Regions from separate parts of the Homo sapiens genome. Here region 2 is linked to region 1. The links are chromatin loops, found by intact Hi-C in ENCODE. Cell type or tissue: dorsolateral prefrontal cortex. All regions are shown on one strand. Links, peaks and the distances in the headings refer to the core of each region. The heading gives the core; the rest is flanking DNA.

What was found. Hi-C counts contacts between places; a loop is a spot of excess contacts. Peaks named below come from ENCODE experiments on the same cell type or tissue, not always from the same donor. Only the 100,000 strongest peaks of a DNase experiment are listed, where the experiment ranks them.
Region 2: a loop joins it to region 1, with 4 times the contacts of the local background. A loop is called at or near these places in 2 of 110 quality-filtered maps.

What each region holds. Positions count from the first base shown.
Region 1 is chr10:122,646,739-122,651,537 of GRCh38, forward strand. No RefSeq gene overlaps it. Among named protein-coding and RNA genes, the nearest start is that of SPADH, 24 kb to the right of the region's middle. RefSeq lists an enhancer at 595-889. In dorsolateral prefrontal cortex, for the core only: CTCF peaks have their summits at 2,169 and 2,378; a DNase peak (open chromatin) is centred at 2,163; H3K27me3 peaks cover 489 bases.
Region 2 is chr10:122,277,285-122,282,083 of GRCh38, forward strand. The region is part of intron 3 of BTBD16 (BTB domain containing 16); the gene reads left to right. Among named protein-coding and RNA genes, the nearest start is that of BTBD16, 8.4 kb to the left of the region's middle. In dorsolateral prefrontal cortex, for the core only: a CTCF peak has its summit at 2,548 (motif pointing right); a DNase peak (open chromatin) is centred at 2,537; H3K4me3 peaks cover 393 bases; H3K27ac peaks cover 764 bases.

The DNA.
Region 1 (4,799 bases), core at 256-4,255:
TCCGTGGGATTCAGAGTGCGTCCTGAGCCCTACCAGGAGTCAGAGGAGCTAGGGGGCCCCAGGGACTGTCTCTTGTTGGTTTCCATTCTCCTTGCCATCACCCCCAACACTCACCCTTAACCTCCCAGGCTGGGGCAGTTAAGGAAAGCCTTAAGGGTTCCCCTGTGACCATGAGTCTGCCCTGAAAAGCAATGTCAATGCAGTGGAATGCAGGCACCAGCCCAGGACTGGATCTGAGCAGATGCAGAAGCAGCAGGAAGCTGGAGTGGTGTGCGGGTTTGAGGTACACATCAATCAGAGTAACAAAGTGGCAAGTCAGACATCCGAGAATTCAAAAAAGTTCAGAGGCTGGGAACCCAACATGGAATCCCAACTCCATCCATTCATTCGTTCGTTCATTCATTCATTCATTCATTCATTCGTTCATTCACTCATTCATGAATGTCTAAGTTGTACCCTGTGCTTGAGAAGGAGCAGTGGAGGCTGTGGGTCCCTGCTGTGAGGATGAGGGGGACCCTGGGGCTGGGGGCTCAGCAGGCTTGCCCTGAGTGGTCCCCATGAGCGCCAGCCCCAAGCCAGGCTCTGTACTTGAACCTGTGGATACAAAGAGGGGTCATGCAGGGGTCACCATTATAAGGGGAAATTTATTTCCACAGGAAACATTTCCACCTCCTGAAGTGTCCCCTCTCCTTAAAAATAGCCCCAGTAGCCAGTGCTTCTTCACAGATAACCACCACAGTGTTAGCCACTTGGCAGCCTCTCAAGGAAGGAGGTAATGGCCCCTTTATCAGCAGGGCCCAGCCAGGAGAGTGGCTAGTAGGGACAGATGAGTTTGGTAGCAAGAGGCAGTGAGGTCCAGGTGAAAGGTAGAGCAGAAGACAGGGCCACCGGTGACAGGGGCTCTGGACTAAAGCTGTCAGAGTGTGACTGAGGGTCCAGTCACAGGGGACACAGAGAAGTGGGCTTGCTTGGGAGCAGGGACCCATCCTCCCCATCCACACCACATCTCCACACTCAGGGAGGATTGGGCTGACACCAAGTGGCTGTGATTCCCAGCAACTGAGACTGTGGTTTGAGGCAAGGGTGCTCAACTCTACTGCACGTGAGAATGGCCCGGGGGCTTTTGAACCTGCTGCTGCCAGGCTGCACCCAAGCCAGTTAGATCAGAATCTAATCAGAGGGTAGGCCTGGACATTGGTGACCCACCAGACTCAGGTTGTTCCAAGATTGAGAGCTGCTGGTTTAGGACTCCTTAAATCCCTCTGAGAGAGTCCAGGTTGTGCCCTGTGCTTAAGAAGGAGCAGTGGAGACTATGGGTCCCTGCTGTGAGGATGAGGGGGACCCTGGTGCGGGGTTCTCAGCAGGCTTGCCCTGAGTGTTCCTGAAAGATCTACTTTCCAAGTCCCAAAAGACCGTATCAAAATCCCACTGACCTAAAGTGCCTCATTTCTGCTGATTCATATTTGCCCCAGCCTCTGCCATCCATAAGAACATGCCATGGAGGAAACACTGATTAAGCATCTTCTGCCAGCCTGGCACCTTGGACATAATCCTCTAATCCTCCATGTGGCCAGGTATTATTCTCACCTGGCAGGGATGGAAACTGAGGCTGAGAGAGGCAAGTCAGCACAGAACTGCACAGGATTCAGGTAGCGAGTGGCAGAGTTGGGGTCTGAGTCGGGGTCACTGACTTCTGGTCCTAGGTTCCCTCCTCCCTGTTCCATCATCCCCAAGGCACCAGGAGCCCAGGAGCCCAGGAGGCCTGGCCTCACATTGAGTTTGCACAGAGAACTGCATCAGACACACTCCTGTCTGCAGCTCCTATGTAAGATGTGGTACCAGGTGCAAAAGGAGGGCTTAAAGGAGGGTTGTGATGTCTACACCACACCCACACCCCAGCTGGCCCCACGGGACTACTCACTTGACCTGTGGTGGCTCCTCCAAGTTCTCCGCACCTCCAGTACCTGCTCATAGCCCGGTGATCCTGCTCCAGGCTCCACCTTCAGCAGAGTGACTGACAACCAGGGGCCAAGAGAACACAAGGCCGGGCCACATGGCACCTGTTTTGAGCTGTCTCCTGTGACCTTGTAGGGACAGAGGCTGCCCTCCAGCCCCTTCGAACCACAGCATCTCACCATCCTCCTGTTATCCCACCTGCCAGTGCCAGAGGGCGCTGCAGAACAACCTTGGAGCTATTTTATTCCTGAAGAACTTGTTACTGTGTTTACTGTGAGTGCCCGTGGTTGTCCATTACAGGAAGGGGTTCCACAGTTTTCAGCTCTAATAAAGGACTCCTGTGAAAGCCTGTCCTGGCTCCTTTCCATTACTTTAAGGGGACAGAATCCGATCTACTGTCTGACAACAGAGTGGATGGTAGCTCCCCTTTCTGCCTGGTCCCTACCACAGGCTGAAGGTGGCATTCAGCAGCCCCTTGAGATCTTGTCCCCTCCAGCCCTGTTCCTGGCATCCAAATCCCTGCAGTGGCTAGTAAGGGGTTCTGCCCTGGGCAGGGGCTCTATCCTCTGCAGGTTTGATGGCACCTGAATGGCTTCTGGTGTGTGGGAATCAGGGACAGCCCCAGCCAATGGTCGTTTCCTGTAGGGGATGAAACTTTGACCTCAGCATCTCTTCCCATTGCCTGTGTTGGCTGGAGTACTTAGTGTCCCGAGTGCTTGGCAAGGCCACTCAGGTGTGCACTGACTGGAGGGAGAAGGTCCTCTCGGGAAACCTGTGTCTGTGAAATGCTGCATTTTCAGAAATCATACAAGCTGGATGTTATGTGGCCATTATTAAAAATTAAATTGTAGAGTCTTACAATTAAATAAATATTATATTAAAAATAAAAATATTAAATACCAAAACTCAGCACTTTCTGGTTATTTGACTCCATTTTACTATTACCTGTGCCCAAGGATATTTACATCACGTTGTGTCTGTCTGCTGGAAATACTGTCCCCCGCGGAGTGACTGCCCAGCTCTCCCAGCTCCACATGCAATGGCGTCTTATTGCTGGCATAAAATGGCCATGGGGGGAGGATTCACACCATGGAAATCACGCTACAAAGGAAGCTTCCACCTTCCCAGAGCCTGTTGTTAAAGATTTCACAATGCCCCACTGCCTACAGCTCACCCAGAAAGGGGCAAATACACTAGGAGAGCTTGGAAAAAGGCTTCATTGGCCTGCCACCATGTTCAAGTTTCCTTCATTGGCATTAAATTTTTTTGGAAAGCGTCTGTGTTTTAGCAAGTGTGGAATCCAAAGCTACCTCGGCAGGGAGATGCCTTGGGAAGCTCCCACAGGCTCTGATGAAAGCAGTGGTTGTGGCACCTGGCCTACTCTTGGCCCCTGGGGAAGGGAAAGCTGTCCAGGTACAGGTTAGGGGCAGGCCAAAGACGGGAAGCCAGGTGGTGGAGGCTATGGGATGGCACACGTCAGAGTCCTGCCTCATCTCCCTCTGCCTGAGTCCAGCACCAAATTCCCTCTCCTGCTCCTCTTAGCCATGAGGACGTCTGATATCCCTCAGCTCCATCTTTGGATATCTGGCCTGAGCCAACCTTCAGGTGACAGTTCTGTTTTCCCTGGAACTCTATACCTATAAGTGCCTGGGAGCCCATATGGTTTGTCCAAGCTTCGAAATGAGGAACAGCATCCCTGCTGAATCAGAGACAAAGATTTGTTTCTGTAACAGCATCTTCCAAGAGGCTTAAGCTCCAAGATTAAGTGATGGAGTCATGTGGGGGCACTGATGACTCCAAGGGCTTGGCCTGGGACAACTGCTCAGGACAAAGGAGAAGCCAAGGCAGAGTGAGGCCACCATGCTGGGTAATGACTCATCTGATTGAGATCTAAGATTTGTACAGAGCTAGCAGGGAACATAGAGGAGTGAACGCTTTCAAAATCTGCTCCATCCTCATTCACAGCCTGCTGGGGAGCTCTCTATGGTCAAGGAGGCTTGGAATGGGTGCACAGCCACCCAGGCTTTCCTGTGTTCTGATGAGTTAGAATCTCTCCTCAACCAACCCACCTCCACCCCATGCACCACTGCAGATTTCTACATATGGGACTACAGGTGGCAAAGATGGGGAGTCTGCTTCTTGATACCTGTCTTCTCCCAAGTATGTAAATACTGGAGGGTTGAGTGTTGGCCTGGGGTGCCTAGGCATAGTGCCAAGCTCAGACTTTTGTATTGGAGGGGTGGGTGGGGGTGGAAAATTATGAAGAAACTCACAGGGAACACAGGATCAGTAACTTCTCAGGATAGAGACCCACAGTGACTGTCCCAGCTTGTCACCTTCTCCCAGAGGGATGCCTTCTGTGTGCTGTGAGGAGAGCAGAAGAGTTGGGGAGGGGGTATCAGGAAGCTACTGGAACTCTTAAATCTTTGTGGAAGCCTCACTGGTTAAGTTTGGTCAGGATGTGGTTGGCTCCCATTGTGTCAGGATGGCTGCCTAGTTAATAAAATTGCTGTCTCTTCTTCCTTTCTCTGATCACCGGATTTTCCTTTAAATTACATGCAGAATTTTGGTAGGGGAAACAATTCAGTACTATTTTCCTGGGACTTTGGTTAATAAAATCTCTGTCTCTTCTCCCTTCCTCTGATCACTGGATTTTCCTTTAAATTACACCCAGAACTTTGGTAGGGGAACCAATTCAGTACTATTTTCCTGGGACTTTTCCAGTTTTAGCACTGAAAATCTCAAGTTCTGGAACCCTTCGATCCCAGACAAGCCAGAATGGCTGGTCACTCTAGAGCCTCTGGACAAGGCTACAGGGAAGAGGAGGTCCAGATGCTATAACA
Region 2 (4,799 bases), core at 239-4,238, 370 kb before region 1:
GTTTAGACAGCTTGTAAATGTCCATTTTCACCCAATGAATTGATCCTCTCTCAATCTCATGGCATTCCGAGCAGTAGGCTAGACCCACTTCTCCATGTGATGAGTTCTCTCTTGCCTCTCCTGGAAACACAGAGCTGGACCCTTGCCTTAGTCTGTTTGTGTTGCTATAAGGAAATACCTAAGGATCAGAAATTTATAAAGAAAAAAGGTTTATTTGGCTCAAGGTTCTGCAGGCTGTACAAGAAGCATGGCGCCAGCATCTGCTCAGCTTCTGGTGAGGGCCTCAGTCTGCTTGTACTCATGGTGGAAGGCAAAGAGGAGCCGAGTGTGCAGAGATCACATGGCAAGCGAGGAAGCAAGAGAGAGGAGAGAGGGGAGGTCCCAGGCTCTTGTTGACAACCGGCTCTTGTGGGAACTAAGAGAGTAAGAACCCACCCCTGAGGGATGGTATTAATCTATTCATGAGGGATCTGCCCTTATGACCAAAATGCCTCCCATTAGGCCCCACCTCCAACATTGGGGATCAAATTTCTACACGAGGTTTGGAGGAAACAAACATGTAATTTGTAGCAACCCTATTGCAGAAGGTACACCTCATTTCCCTGGTGCCATGGACCTGGCTTGATGCCGTTACCATCCTTAGGCTGGCAGCATCAGTCTTGTGAGCTCACAGCCAAATCAAAGTGAGCATGGACTGTACTCCTGGGACAGCACCTGGCACAGAAGAACTGCCTGCTCAATCTTTCTTCAGCGAGTAGCCAAATCTTCCCTCTCTAGAGCCACTGGCCAACACTTTTCCGTTGCCGAGTTCCTTAGTGCCAGGGCTCGGCCAGGGATGCAGGTGCTGGAGCTAGGCCTAGGAACAGAGGCAAAATGATCCCAAAAGCTGATGAGAGGGTCTGGGCAGCAAGAACTAAATCTCTGTGAGTCACTGAGCTAAACTGGAGGCAGTGGCCTGAGGGGTGGGGTGTTGAAATGGCATTTGGTGCTGGGCATTTGGACTGTTAAAAGCAGTCTATCAATGGGGCTGGAATCTCCACTTCTTCACTTACTAATTCTGTGACCTTTAGTCAGTGGCTAACCCTCTTTGGGCCTCAGTTTCCTCATCTTTCAAATGGTTATAGAGCACCTTCTTCAAGATGAAGAGTCATCTTGAGGATTAAATGAAGCCATATATTGAAAATGCTTTGCACTGTTTCTGGCAAATAGTAGATGCTTAGTAAACAGAACTATTTTCTTTATTGCCTGGGCAGCATTTTAGTAATTAATCCCGGTGATTTCATCTTGGGGTGTCTCAGCTCTGTGCTCTGCCAGTCAACACCCCCTTTATTTCACTCTGCCTCCTTGCACCTTCCCCAGTTCCTTCCTCCAGGACAACACCTTCCTCCAGCACAACAGGGGCAGAGGAGCCGGTCTTCTGGGGAGAAGCTTTTACACATCTGGCCCTCTCCTTTGTGATATTGGGAAGCTGCATGTCCAGAGGCAGCAGATACTCTCAGGTGTTCTGGGTATGTCTACTGCCACGCATCTGGTGCTCAGCTGATTCAGGATTGGTTCTGCCAGGGCACTTGGGCTCTGTTCCATGAGCCTCTTGTCCTCCTCCTGAGATAGTGGGCTAGCCTGGGCACATGCTTATCATGGTGACAGCAGAGGGCATGAGGGTAAGCCCAGGAGCTCATGTGTCTTTCAAATCTTCCACCATTTCACATTCACTAGGCCCCATGAACTGAGGCAAGTCACGTGGCCAAACTCCCAGTCAAGGGACAGAAAACACACTCCGTCTCCTTATGGAGAGAAACTTTGCAGTATGGAGGCAAAAGGTTTGGACAGAGGGAGGGATGAAGAATTGAAGTCACTGGTGCAGTCTACTGAGTATGGGAGAAACTGATGTTCTGTAATAAACACAAACTTGTCTGGGCATGGTGGCTCATACTTGTCATCCTAGTGCTTTGGGAGGTCTAGGTGGGAGGATTGCTTGAGGCTAGGAATTTGAGACCAGCATGGGGCAACATGGTGAGACCCTGTCTTTACAAAAAATTTTAAAATTAGCCAGGTATGCTGGCTTGAACCTGTAGTACCAGCTGCTTGGGAGACTGAGGTGGGAGGATCACTTGAGCCAAGGAGATTGAGGCTGCATGCAGTGACCTATGATTGTGCCGTTTCACTCCAGCCTGGGAGACAGAGGGAGATTTGTCTCTAAAAATAAAAAAGAGACAGAGAAAGAGAAACACACACACACACACACACACACACACACACACATCTTTTCTTTGTGTTCACAATAGGAATTTGTTCCATGTGATTGTGAGTAACTTCTTAGAAAGAATAAAGGGTGTGTATAACATGAAGGGCTTATTCCTGGTAATTCTTGTGAACCTTCAGGCATCAGGCAACTCTCAGGTGGCAAACTCCACTGTCAGTAAGGGCCTGGAATGCCCCATGCAACATACGTTATATCCCCCAAAGCACTACATGGCTGTTTCTGCCCCACCTGGCAAGCTGTGTTCATGTCATGGATGGTGTCATTGCTGCTTTTCCCACCTGGGGGTGCTGTCTGCTTGGACAGGAGCTGGACCAGTCTATTTCTTGAGTTACGGAAAGGGTCATTCATGATGGAAAGCTGAGGGAACAGGCTCCCAGCTTCTCGTCTATTTCGGGTATGTAATTGTGCCCAGCTGGCCAACACTTCCTTCTGCCGTGTCTGGGTTTTCATGACGCAGGGAGTTCCTGGTCAGCCACTCAGAGGTGCTGATCTTCAGGCTGCTGATCGTCTTACCTTGGTCCTTTTGCAGGCTCTGGGGCACCGAGTGTGGGAGAGGAGGCTGAGAGGAGGAAATGTTAACTTCCTTGCGAGTACTCTAATCTTTTTGTGCCTTAGTTTATGTGCAAATCACGGATACTGTCTTACAGGGTTGTGTGAGAATTATATGACATGATTCATGTAAGGAGCTTAGAAAAGTGTCTGGCACATATACGCTCAATGCACATGTGTCAAGCATGTCCCTGGGGTCCACAGGCGTGTATGGATGCGTGCTGTCATGGAAACCCAGAGATCCAGCACGGGAGGTGTGTCTCAGGCCAGACTGGGGAGGGGGCACCCCCACGAAGGCTCAGGGGGTTGTGGCCCTAGGAAAGACCCAGAGCCCTCCTTGTCCCCAGCTGGTGAGGCTGCCTAGTGGTTTTCTCCCTTTCTGCCCGCAATGCCAAGTCCATTCAAGGGTGGGAGGAGGTCATGCTTAAGAGGTAAGAATGGGAAGAAGGGACCCCTATATTTTTATATTATATTATATTATATTATATTGTATTATATTATATTATTTTATTTTATTTATTTTTAACCAGAGAGTAGTTCTGGGATAGTGGGACTAGAGAACAATGACCCACGTTAACCTAAATAACAAACAGAGAGGAGAGGAAGACTCTCTAAAAGAGGCTGATGTTTATTCTGGAACAGGCATTGCAATGCAATACCAGTGCCACTGTAAACTACGTGTATATTCAGGGATGTAAAGGAAAACAAAGGTTTTTTTGTTTTGTTTTGAAACAAGTCTTGCTTTGTTGTCCAGGCTGGAGTGTAGTAGTGCAATCACAGCTCACTGCAGCCTCAGCCTCCCAGACTCAATTGATCCTCCCGCTTCAGCCTCCCAAGTAGCTGGGACCACAGACATGGCCACCACATGCTGAATTTTTTATTTAATGTTTTGTAGAGATGGGGTCTCTCTATGTTGCCCAGGCTGGTCTCAAACTCCCGGGCTCAAGTGATGCTCCTGCCTCAGCCTCCCAAAGTATTGGGATTACAGGCATGAGCCACCGTGCCTGGCAAGACAAAGGTTTTTAAAGGAAAAGTGAGGAGGATTACATCATTGCTCTGAGATAATTATCCCTGGCTACAAGGATCCATAACAAGGGCGACACCAGTTTGAGTTGCAAGGCAGATGTCCTCGCAGTACTTTTTTTGTGTGTGAGGTTGTGATGGCCTTTGTGTGTGGCTGTAGGTTTTGCAGAGTCTTTTGTGATAGTTCTTATTATCAGGCATTCATGTGTGAGAACTCTCCCTTCCTGGCCTTCCCCACCTCTATTTGTTGGGTGGATTTTTTTGTTTTGTTTTTTTAAAGAGATTTAGAGATGAGGTCTCGCGCAGTTGCCCAGGCTAGAAGGCAATGGCTATTCACAGGCATGATCACAGCTCACTGCAGCCTCAAACTCCTGGGCTAAAGCGGTCCTCCTCCCTCACCCTTGCATGTAGCTGGGACTATAGGAGCATGATACCATGCCAGGCTCCATCAGGGTATTTAACACATCATAACTCCATTTTTATGTTGATACCTTTCACAGAGACAATGAAAGAGAGAATGCTAACTGAAGGCATGTCCTTGCAAGTTATTCCAAACATTCACTCTTTCACTCCTCCCTTCCTCTGGGACCAAGAAGCAGAAAATGGAAGGACTGGGGTCCAGCCCCAGGTCTATGTAACTCTTCCTAGTTAATCAAATTGGCATTTTGCCCTTTGGATAGTTTGCTCCAGGAAGTCCGTATGTCCATGAGAAACTTACTTCCTCTTCTTCCCCTTCTGCCTTTCTCCATCATGGTCATGACTTGGGGGCGTGAGCTCCAGCCTAACAGCACGTTCCCAGCATCCCCGCACCAAGCATTGCAATGGGACCACTGAGTCCCAAACAGTGAGACAACTCACAGATGCCATGTGTTCCGTTCACTTTTCCAGTGATCCTAAAATGAACCACAGCCCTTGGGAACAGCAGAGCCTACATGACGAATGGTATATCTTGACAAGCAGCCCT